Linked DNA regions of Homo sapiens: region 1 is linked to region 2. Evidence: chromatin loops called from intact Hi-C (ENCODE). Cell type or tissue: K562. All regions are shown on one strand. Links, peaks and the distances in the headings refer to the core of each region. The heading gives the core; the rest is flanking DNA.

Region 1 (5,865 bases), core at 526-5,525, 300 kb before region 2:
GCATGGTGGCTCACACCTGAAATGCCAGCACTTTGGGAGGTGAGACGGGAAGATCACTCGAGGCCAGGAGTTTACAGCCAGCCTGGGCAACATAGTGAGACCCCATTTTTACAAAAAGAAAAAAGAAAAAGAGGAACAAACCAAAAGTAAAATGAATAAAGGATATGTACAGAATGAACAAAATGCAAATGACCTCTCAAAAATGTTTTAATATCAACTCTCACTAATAGTCAAAGTGAATCCAATAATGAAATAGCTAGTGATCAACTAGTAATCAAAGTCAAACAAAGTAAAACAACGAGAGTCATTTAGTCTTTTTTTTTTTTTTCTTACGTATCAGATGAAGAAGGGGTGCCGGGGAAGTGGGGCAGGGAACTCCAGGCTGTCTCTATGCCTGAAAATCAAATGGCCTTTCTGGAGGGCAGGGTGCCAGAGTGCCGCAAACGTCCTAAAAATGTGCCGACCCCAGAGTCTGACCATTTTCTTCTGAAAATTTGTCCAAAAGCAATAACGAGACAAGCGTACAAGGCGGCACGTAATAAACAGCATTCCCTTACACAGGATACCCTGCCGCCTTTCAGAATAATGCCTGATATTTCACCTGTGCTTATGACACGCTAGGCACTGTTCTAAGCACACCGCGTTGGGGGTCTCAATCCTCAGCACTACCAAGCGGCAGAGCTTTGTTATGACCCACCTCAGGTAAGGAAACAGAGGTACAGAAAATCTCACCTCTCCCCACAGGATCTCTTCTGATTCTCAGCTCCTGGAGGGCTCCAAGGGGGGCGCATCTCAAAGTGCTGCATGACAGAGGCAGCCTCAGAACAGATCTCAGGGACCCCAGCTCAGGTGCTCACTTGACAGACAAGACCCCCGGCCAGGGAGCCAAGCCTGGCCTGTTCCAGATACTCACGCCAGGGTCACCCCTAGCTGCATAGACAACCAGAATGTGACTCTCAGAAGACGCACCCAGAGCAGACTTGCCCCAGCTCTCACAGCCAGTTAGTGGCAGAGCAGGGACGGGAACCCAGGTATCCTGACTCCCAGCCTAGGAGCTGCCAAATACGCAAATGAACACGGGAGCCTCCTTTTGTGAATCTCCGGCTCCCCTTCTCCCAGCAAAGCATTTTCCACAACAATCCCACGTTTGCTGCGAAAGCCTAGTAACAGCAAATCCAGCAAAGAGTCGTTAATAGAAAAAAGACCAGAAGGATGCACATCCGACTGCTCACCACAGATCCTCCCAGGAGAGGGGAGGCCGGGCAGCCACCTTCCTACTTCTACATTTGAATGGCTTGTAACAAGCATGTATTTACTTTCATCCCTTAAACACATTAAAATGAAATTTAAATTAAATACATATTTGGGCACGGACGTGGTGGCTCATGCCTGTAATCCCAGCACCTTGGGAGGCCGAGGTGGAAAAATTGCTTGAGTCCAGGAGTTCAAGACCAGGCCAAACAACATAGCAAGACCCCATCTCTACAAAGAATGAAAAAATTAGCTGGGTGTGCTGGTGCATATTTGCAGTCTCTGCTACCTGGGAGACTGAGGTGGAAGATCGCTTGAGCCCAAGATTTTGAGGCTACAGTGAGCTAGGACTGCACCACTGCACTGCAGCCTGGACAACAGAGGGAGACCCTGTCTCCAAAAATATATATACACACACATATACATACATATAATACATACATACATATATATGTTTCTTGAGCAAGCATCTGTCTATTGTACGCTACATCCGTGCTACCCATGGGAGACAGACGCCTCAGAGAGCCACCATTCAATTCAGTTGGGGATTGAAGACGTCCAGAAGAAAATTATAGTGGGGAGCAGAAGAAAATTATAGTAGGGAGCAGGAGGCCTAATTCACCCTAAAATTATATTCTAAAGGCTTCCAAGAGTTAAACTCTGGTCCATTTGACTCCCATAAAGTTTCCTGTAGAAGCAGCTTTTAAGGGCTGATGTGGTGTGGCCAACAACACTTATTCAGCCCATACATGCAAGGCAAACCACAGAGACCTGGAGTTGGAGAACCAGAGAAAATCCCTGCTTCCTCCCCTCACTGCGTGGCTTCAGGAAAGTTACTTAATCTAGGTCCTAGGCTGTCTCACTTGTGAAATGGAAATACTTGCAAATCCAAAAAAGACCCTCCTCTGGGAAAATAAACTATGAGATGCAAAGTGTTGCAAAGCCTCATTCCAACCCCCAGCAGTGAGCCTGGCAGAGGGAAGAACATTCACGGGTGGAACATGCACCACCCAATCTCTGCGCCCTCAAAGCACGTGGCTGGGCTCACCCCCCTTCCCTACCTCAACTCTGCGCTCCAAAATAAGCTCCCTTACCACTTGGCCTGCAATGGTTTAAGTCAGCTAGGGGTCAGGAGGAAAGCATCAGATTAAACTAATTTCCAGTTACCTGCATATTAAAAAGAAACTAACACAACAGGTGGATGTTTAGGCAATGCCACACACGGACATGGGAGTTCTTACGGGGGTGTCTGTCTCCCCCCAGCCTTGGCTCTCCCAGGCTACACCTGCTTTCCAAGAAGCGTACCTCGTTCCCTCCACTTCTGGGCCAGGGACGCACTGACAGCTGGTAGGGGGCTCACAAGCACAAACGAGCGGTGTGGATGCTGGCGTGGCTCAAGCCTTCTCAAAGGCTTAAACGCTTGTGACGCCCATCTTTCGCAGAATGACGCACCAACTCCTGCGGTTTCTAGGAACACGGCAGGGTGGAAATAAATACTGGAGAAAGCATGAAATACTCCTTCACCAGGGTCCTGCCCACCTCACCCACCCATCTCCTACAACTCAACACCCGAGCTGCAGAGTCCAACTTGCCGTTCCGAGAGCCACACTATGTTCTCCTGCCTCCGTTATCTTCATCATCCTGTTTCCTCTATGTGGGAATCCTCCGGACCCCCAGGCCTGGCACACGTTTGAGGAAAGAAATAAATGATACAGGAAGATTGCCAGGTGGCATCATAGGGACAAGGACTGCTTCATCTGTGGGGTACCACTGCTGGGGAGAGCCAGAGCTGAGACCCTGGATGGAGCAGGGTACCAGGGGTTCCCACGAGGCCATGCAGCCTGAGATCAGGCTGGACAGGTCTTCCTGTTCTGGCTTCTGACCCGGAAGAAAGAAGTCGTGATGAGGTTTCCCAAGTCTCTGACCTTTGCCCTGCCCTGGTCTTCTGAAAATCTAGGTCTCCTTCTGGACTCCCAGTGCCTCTCTGGCACCTCCTACAGGCTGAGTCGTTCTCTCCAGGTGCACCAAGCCCAGACCTTCTGGCCCCTTCGCTCCCTGTCTCTCCTTTGATTGTCTGCTTTTCACTGTGCTAGATGCAACTGGGCCGCACAGTAGGAGCTAAATGAATGTATCTGGAACAAATGAAGCTTTCCCTGGCTACTAGCACCCACATGGTTATGCTCTTTTTCAGAATTGCTAGAACTCTTGCGAGCAAAGTCCTGCATAAGCAACCAGGCCCCCATGAGACACTCAGTCCCTAAACCAACGAATTGCCAGAGGGGCCTGGGCTGGCTCCAGATGCATGTCCCCGGCACCCATCCCAGACCCCCCCAGTCCTCATCTTTGAAGGGAACCTCAGCAGTGTGTGGTGCAGCAGGGCCCACGGCGGAATGCAGGGCCCGGCCAGGGAGTGCCCACCCAGGAACAGTAAGGAAAGCTCAAGAGAGCACCCTGGCACAAACATGGGGACCATCATGCCAGTCCTCCAGGATCAAGTCACAGGACGAACAGAAACAGACACAAACACTAAAACCCCAGGTGTGCCTAAGGGCTGAGGGCTGTGGGATGCCAGGGCGTATGCCGTTTTGTTTTGTTTTGTTTTTGTTTTTTTTTGAGACGGAGTCTTGCTCTGTTGCCCAGGCTGGAGTGCAGTGGTGCGATCTCAGCTCACTGCAAGCTCTGCCTCCCAGATTCACACCATTCTCCTGCCTCAGCCTCCCGAGTAGCTGGGACTACAGGTGCCCGCCACCACGCCCGGCTAATTTTTCGTATTTTTAGTAGAGACGGGGGTTTCACCATGTTAACCAGGATGGTCTCGATCTCCTGACCTCGTGATCCGCCCGCCTTGGTCTCCCAAAATGTTGGGATTACAGGCGTGAGCCACTGTACCCGGCCACATGCACCGTCTTACTCTCCCTCTGAGCTGCCACCCAACTGCAGTCACAGCTGTGGCCCCTTCTCTGTCTAGCTGAGGCTTGACCCAAACAAGAAACCCCCACATCTCTTTACCTTAGTCCCTTTAGGATGTCACCAAGCCCACAGCCCAGGGCAGGCAATCTGTGAACTGAATGAAAGTGAGTGGGGTAAGGGTGACAGTGAGAACGCTCTGCTGGCCAGGCCAGGCCGGCTGGAATGCTCGAAGTAACTGTTTAAAAAAAAAAAAAAAAAAAAAAAAAGCCCTAGTGGGAAAACGATGGAGAAACCTGAGTAAGTCACCCAGCTGACAAAGCCCAGCTCCGGCACACATAATAGTAGCCATATGGCACACACACCTAATAGTCAGGTCCACTTCCACTTCCAGGCGGGAGCCCCCCCCCCCCATCTGGGAACTGCCAGCAGGGATCCCAGGCCCTCCCCAAGCCCCTGCTCCTCCCCTGTGCCGGGCCCTCACCTGCACACAACGACTGGGACCAGCAGGTCCTGGAAAGATCCCGGGCTCCTTTGGGGCTCCTGGCTAGCTTGGTACAACATCCTGCGCTCCACGTGCCCAGTGTCCCCATTTGGACTGAGGCCCTCGTTCTCCTGCATCCCTCTTTCTAGGACTCAGCCAGGAAACCCAAGCTGTCAGGGAGCGCTCACTGCAGGTGAGTGCCAAGCCGGAAGCGGGCTCCTGTTGAAGGCCTATACTCTCCCTGGCTGTATCCGCTTGGCTCCCTCCCTTCTCTGAGCCTCAGTTTCCCCACTAGTGAGGTGAAGGTGGCTCAGAGGCTCTGCACATAGTGAGCCCTCCAGCTCTCCCTCCCAGCTGAAGGCTGTACTTCTTCCACTCCCTAAGGCCAAGTAATGGGCAGGTTTTCTCTTTCCTTGGCCTCTGGTGGGAAAGGAACTTTTCAAAATGGTCTCCCTCTCCTCAAATCCTGTCCTGAAACACAGGAAAGCCAAACATCCCCTGCTTCCTCCTGTCCTGGACACGGGGTCAGAAGTGACTGTGAGTGGCAGAGACTACAGGAGGCCCAAGTGCCCACTGCACTTCCTCAGAGCCAGATGGATCCTGACCGCAGGTCCCACGTCACCTTCAGAGCTGGGACAAACAAACCCTTCACCGAAGTCTAAACAGAGTGAGGGAGGCTTTGTTATACACTCGGAACTGCCGCCCCTTTCCACCGAGAGGCTTAGCCCCAGGAAACACAGGACCCGGCTCCCAGCTGACACTGTGTTTATGTAACAGCCTAGGTCTGTTCCGCCCTGGGGCTGGGGGTGGAGGGCTGGGTCTCAGTCCAGCCTCAGACTGTGCTCGGAAACGCCCAGGGAGTCTGCGCCTCTCCCTCCTCGCAGAAAGAAGGTGGGGACACCGCTTCGCAGGACAGAAGCAATATGGTTTGGCAGATGGAGAGGAGTTCTATCGCAGGAAGGATATAGGGCAGAAACTGGAGAAGGAGTGGTTTTTTTTTTCTTTTGAAGACTGCCTACAGCAGAAAAGTGGGAACGCAAGACGGGTGAGGTGGATAAAGATGACGGTGCCAGGAGAGGCTGGGCAGGGGGGAGGGAGGGACAGCAGGGCAGCAGGGCAGCAGGGCCCAGGAGTGGGAACAGCAGGGCTGAGAACGGATGTGTGAGCCGCGGCTGGGTCGGTCTGGTGACAGTGAGACACCGGCTCCCGGGATTTCACGAGGG
Region 2 (5,865 bases), core at 610-5,609:
CTGTGCTTTACATAGAGGCTTGTAAAGAAGCCTGCGAGACAGGAGTGTGTTCAGAATATGGACAGGGTCAGCCGATTACAGCCTGAGGGGTAAATCCAGCCTGCCATTGAATTTTGTAAATAAAAATGTATCTAAACACAACCACACCCATTTCTTTACACATTGTACCTGTTTTTGTGCCACAAGGGCAGAGTTGAGGAGTCTTAACAGAGACTGAATGGCCCACAAAGCATAAAATATTTACTATTAGGCTTTTTACACACAAAGCTTGCTGGCCCCGATGTAGGAGCTTGCAGTGTAGAATGTTACGTTCTGTTTCGCTGTTGAGGGGTGTGGAGTGCTCAAGAATCCCTTCCAAGGGGAGCCAGCCTTGGATGAGCAGCGGGTGTGTAGCCAGCTGGTTTCCTCATTTCCCAGGGTCCAGAGCCCACAAATCATCAGGCAGAAAAACTTGGACTCAGAACCATTGCAGTCCCCATCCCTCCCTCAGTCCCCAGTAAAGAAGACATTAGAATCTCAGAGGAATTTAGAATCTCCTGAACCTCAACATTTATTTTACTGCCAGTGATGGAGTAATGGAAGCCCCCAATTCTTTGCTAAACAGGCAAATGTAAAGTAGCTAAGCCCAGAAGCCAAGCTGGGTTGAAATGGATAGTGTGGAAAGAGACCCATTAGCAGGGCAAGAACCTATGGGGCCTCACTTAGCCAGGCTTCAGGGAATGCTTAACCCATCAAAAAATGCGGATGGCTGCCTTTCCCCGTGTCTCATGTTTCCACACATCTTGTGAGCAGTGGCACTGACTGCCTTTTCAAAGATGTTCTCACCTCCTAATGGGCAGCCTTGGAAAATAGTGTCTTCTTCTGGACCAAAGGACAGGCATGATCACCTGTTATAAAAGAATCAGATTCCTTAAGCTCAGGGTTCCTTTTCTAGAACCCAGCCCACCGGCTGTGCTGGTGTCACCTGCAATGCCTCTTTGCATTGTCTGTGGGAACTGGGGTCCTAGAACCCACGCAAAAATGCTGCTACCGTGGCCACTGCTATTGCCGTGTGTAATAAATTGTTTTTTGTCATAACTCGGGGTTTTGTGGCTTCTACCAGCATCCATGAAACTGTGGCAGACTGACTTGTTGACCTGCATGTACAGTTAGATCTCAGACCCTTCACCGTTCCCGACTACCATGTCCTGCTGTGTGCAGGGTTATGATACACACAGACTTAAGACAGAGCTTCTGACACCAAGAAGTTTACAGTCTGCTTAAGAGGTGAGGCATAAACCCTTTACTACAAAGAACAAATGTTACTTGACTGCCAAGTTAGCGATGCAGCAGGCAGGAAGGTGGTGTGCTTGCTGAAGAACTGTAGGAAGACAAGGAACATGAGAAAGGAGAATGCAAAGTAGCAGACACTCAGGGGCAGAGCACCCTGAGCTTGCCGTTGCTCATGTCGTGAACAGCCATGAGAACGCAGAGTGCGCAGGGCTGCTCAGACCTCAGTGTCCATGGGCACATTTGATAGGACTGAGTTACTTGCCCACTCACCACCCTGACTCCAAGGAACTTTGGCCAAAGTTGGGCAGGGGGGTTGTCTTTTAGTTGTCACAGATGTTGATATTCAGAACTCCATCTGCAAAGATCTCAATCTATACTGCAGCATGGACAGAGGGCTGGTCCTCAAGCCTGGAGAGTACCAGAGTCCTTGAGGCAGGAAGGAAACCTTTTTTGCTTCTGGGGTAGGGTGGGAGGTGGTGGGCGTGAGAGGCTGAATTTTTGTCCCCTCCAAATTTATATGTTGAAGCCCTCACCCCTAGTAGCTCAGGATGTGACTGTATTTGGAGACAGTGTCTTGAAAGAGGTAATTAAGTTAAAATGAGATCATTGTGGTGGGCCCTCATCCAATATGTCTGATGTCATATTAGAGGCAATCAGAATGCCGACAGGCCCAGAGGGAAGGCCACCTGAGGACACAGGGAGAAGACGGCATCTACTAGCCAAGGAGAGCCTCAGAGGAACTCCGCTGGTGCCAAATCTTGGACTTTGGCCTTCCAGAACTGAGAGAAAAGAAATTTCTCCTGTTTAAGCCCCTCAGTCGGTGTTTTGTTACGGCAGCCCTAGCAAACTCAGACACTGGGAGACGGGAGACAGCTTGGGACAGCCTGAGAGGGGGATCAGGTGTGCCCCAGCACTGCGTTTTCAAAATCCCTTCCTTGTTTACTATTGAGGAGCCCTTTGTGCAGCCCTCCGGGTTCCCCATAAAGGGGTGCCTCTCATGGTGTGGGACCACACCTGCCTTTGCCACAGCTGAAAGCTGCAGTTCCCAGGAGCTGGTGTTCCTGGCATATCACCCTGAGGTCTCATCACATCCTCAGGCCACCATCGCCCTCTGTTGCCTGGTCCCACCAGCCTCTCCTCTCCCTCCACATCTGACTCCTCAGGGTCTCCAGGACAGCTCCCCACTCCCTAAGTGCCGCCTGAGGGGCACCCCACCCCCTTTGTCTTCACAACATCTCTTCTAGCATAATCTCTATAATCACAGGCATTTCTAGCACAGTCTCCTCTAGTATAATTTCCAGTAAATCTCCTAGGCTTTTCTGGTATAATCTCTTCCGGGAGCTCAGACGTTAACAAGCCAGAAAGAGCAGCTTCTGCTTTCTGCTTTGGATATCAGCCAAAACTGTCTGAGGCCGAGAGAGGCTTCTGAAATGTCCTTCTATCAAGGGCCCAGCTATATGGTCAAAAAGAGGAAGTAGAAATACTTGGAAATCTGGGGCCACTTAAGTCTGTTCGTTATCTTGTCCTGATGACCTTGGGTGCTGACATTTGCAGCTCCTGCTGAATGTCCTCTCTGCCCTAAAGCAAGGCCCTGCCACTCTGTTCTGGGACCTTTTCTTTCTGTTTCCACGTAAGGCAGATGACTCTGCTACCCCAGAGTGGGGCTTTGCAGGAGCTGCCCTGTTTCAAACTGGGCATGTCTGTTCCTTGGGATGTGTCACTGGAGCAGAATGAGGTGAAGGAGGGAGAGCCTGGCCAGGGATAATGAAGGAGCAGTAGAAACTCTACTCTGTTCTCTATAATCATGAGGGCTTTGGGGGCAGAGCACGGGATTCTCTGTGCAGGTCACACTCCCCATGGGATGGCACAGTGCTGACCTGTTGGCACTAGCAGAGCAGGTGGCATGCGGACACACCTGGTCCAGACTGGAGGCGAGGGAAGATGTCACAGTTTCTCGGCTCATAATCCTGAGCTTCTCCATGGGCTGGAGGAAGGTGGGAGCTATGTTTTTCTTGTATTCAGCCTTCTACGGGTTATTAATAAATATTCAGTCAATAAGCAACAAAAAAATTTTTTTTTTTAGAGACTAGGGGGTAAAGGTTGATTTTTTTTTTCACTTCTATATTCTGTAAAAGAAAAATTTTGGCAGCCAGTGGGTGGTCTCAATTCTTGCTGCTCAAGGTGTGATCCACTGGCCTGCATGGGCAACCCTGGGAACTGGCTAGAGATGCAAAATCTCCTCCACGCCAGACCAGCCAAGTCAGAACCTGCATTTTCACAAGGTCCCAGGCACTATATGTGCTTCGTACATTTCGAGGGGCATGGGTATGAATATTACAGTTAGGTGGTTTGCAGGAAAGAATTCAGATACAGAACAGGGCTCTGAATTTAATCTCTTTGTTTTCATTCTTTTCATGAACTTGTTAACCTTGGAGTTTTACAAAATAATTCTAGTGGTGGCTGGACGCGGTAGCTCACACCTGTAATCCTAGCACTTTGGGAGGCCAAGGCGAGCGGATCATGAGGTCAAGATATAGAGACCATCCTGGCTAACATGGTGAAACCCCGTCTGTAGTAAAAATACAAAAATTAGCTGGGCATGGTGGTGCTCACCTGTAGTCCCAGCTACTCGGGAGGCTGAGACAGGAGAATCGCTTGAACCTGGGAGGCAGAGTTTGCAGTGAGCTGAGATCATGCCATTGCACTCCAGCCTGGGCGACAGAGTGAGACTCCATCCCCTACACCCCCTGCCAAAAAAAAAAAAAAAACTCTAGTGGTTTTGAAATACTGAAATTAAAAGTAAAAAGTGGTCTCTTTCCTTAGCTGAAGATAGTATTAATTCCTGTACTTCAGTGTCTCTAAGTTAGTCCTTTTATGGCTAGATCCAGTAGCAATTCTTTTCCTTTTTTTACTCTGGTAGACAAATGTCAACTTGGTGGTTTTCTTTTTTCTTTTTCTTTGTTCCCCCTGGGTTGTTGTTGCACAAAATGGCCCCTTTCTGCCGGGCAACTTCTGTATTTTTCCCCTGGAGTTTCCAAGCCTCTGAGTGAAGATGGTCTCCCCTCTATCTGATCCCTCTCCCGGCCCCACTTCCTCTATTCCTGTCTCTCCTTCCCATCCTTTCCCCTCTCCCCTCCTGTGAATAGCCTTAGAAGTCTGAATCTTTGTGCTCTGTAGAAAGTCAGATGTGACACTCCTTCTTTCTGCTTCTGTTTACTTGGAAAAGCTGACAGCTATTTGTCTCTTTGCACAGCTCAGTCTTGGTGGTAAAACTGCACAGACACAGATGGGCATGACTTCACGGCCCTGGCACGAGGGCATGCAGATAATCTCAAGCCTATTTGTGTGCAACATATTTATTGAAGGATTTAAAACCATTCAGAGTATAAACAGGAAATGATTCTTCTTCTTTTTTTGTTTTCTAGTCACTTCTTTTAACTGTATTTTGTCAACTCACTCATTCCCCATTGGATCTTGGGTTCTTTAACATCAGGACCAGATTCTAGATTTCACAACTCTGTCATTGCCCAATCCTTTTCGTGTTAAAAACTGCAGCTATCGGCTGGGTGCAGTGGCTCAAGCCTGTAATCCCAGCACTTTGGGAGGCCGAGGCGGACGGATCACAAGGTCAGGAGATCGAGACCATCCTGGCTAACACGGTGAAACCCCATCTCTACTAAAAATACAAAAAAATTCGCCAGGCCTGGCGGCATATGCCTGTAGTCCCAGATCCTTGGGAGGCTAAGGCAGGAGAATGGTTTGAACCTGGGAGGTGGAGGTTGCAGTGAGCTGAGATCGCGCCACTGCACTCCAGCCTGGGCGACAGAGCGAGACTCCATCTCAAAAACAAAACAAAATAAAACAAAACAAAACAAAACAAAACAAAACAACACAACACAACTGCAGTTATCGGATCATGGTTTGCCTGTCTCCCAGAGGAGACTCAGATTGCTGGACGGGGAGGAGCTGGGGAGGGAAGTGTGGTCAGGGCTGACTCCTCTTCCCTGCTGCTTTCCCACTGCTCTTCTCACCCCACTCCAGCTGAGACAAGGAAGAGGGATGCAGGGCAAGGTTTCCAGAAGTGACTGGCCGCAGGAAAGTTGCAGAGGGAGTAGTGTCTGGGCTTCGCATTCACAGCCTTTGCTCATGTGATGTGGGTGATGGGTGGTGTCTAATTCTGTTGCTCAGTGTGGGAGGCACTTGGGAATTACCCTGCCCTCTGCTACCTTAGCTGCCTGGGTCAACCAGGAAAACCTCCTGGAAAAGTATTTCTAGAGGAGGAGGATATGAAATGGCAGAAAGGAGAGGATTTTCTTGTACTGGGAAAATTCTTTTGACCACCTCTTGCCTCTGCAAAAACCCAGAGTCTGCTTTTACAGATATTTCTAACTCTAAAGAAATCTTTAGGGTTCTCTAGCGGATGGCATGAGGCCCTGTGGTGTCAAACTTCACAGAGAAAGCCTGGAGCCTCAGATCCAAAGAAGCACTCACACAAAAAGTTGCAACAAAATATTAGGAAAACTGCCAAATGTACAAAAAAATCCCCTCCTGAAGTAGGAATTCACTTTCACTAGGTGCTGCTGTGAACTTCAG

What was found. Peaks named below come from ENCODE experiments on the same cell type or tissue, not always from the same donor. Only the 100,000 strongest peaks of a DNase experiment are listed, where the experiment ranks them.
Region 1: a loop joins it to region 2, with 4 times the contacts of the local background. A loop is called at or near these places in 2 of 110 quality-filtered maps.

Annotation. Positions count from the first base shown.
Region 1 is chr7:151,088,943-151,094,807 of GRCh38, reverse strand. All of the region lies in intron 1 of AGAP3 (ArfGAP with GTPase domain, ankyrin repeat and PH domain 3), which reads right to left. LOC124901778 (a long non-coding RNA gene) reads right to left here and starts at 5,805. Exons shown (of 2, transcript XR_007060595.1): 1 at 4,643-5,805. RefSeq lists enhancers at 3,123-3,628, 3,629-4,134, 4,260-4,769, 4,770-5,280. In K562, for the core only: a CTCF peak has its summit at 3,235; a DNase peak (open chromatin) is centred at 3,227.
Region 2 is chr7:150,784,665-150,790,529 of GRCh38, reverse strand. No RefSeq gene overlaps it. Among named protein-coding and RNA genes, the nearest start is that of TMEM176B, 13 kb to the left of the region's middle. In K562, for the core only: no CTCF peak of the experiment used is centred there; a DNase peak (open chromatin) is centred at 2,709; H3K27me3 peaks cover 2,719 bases.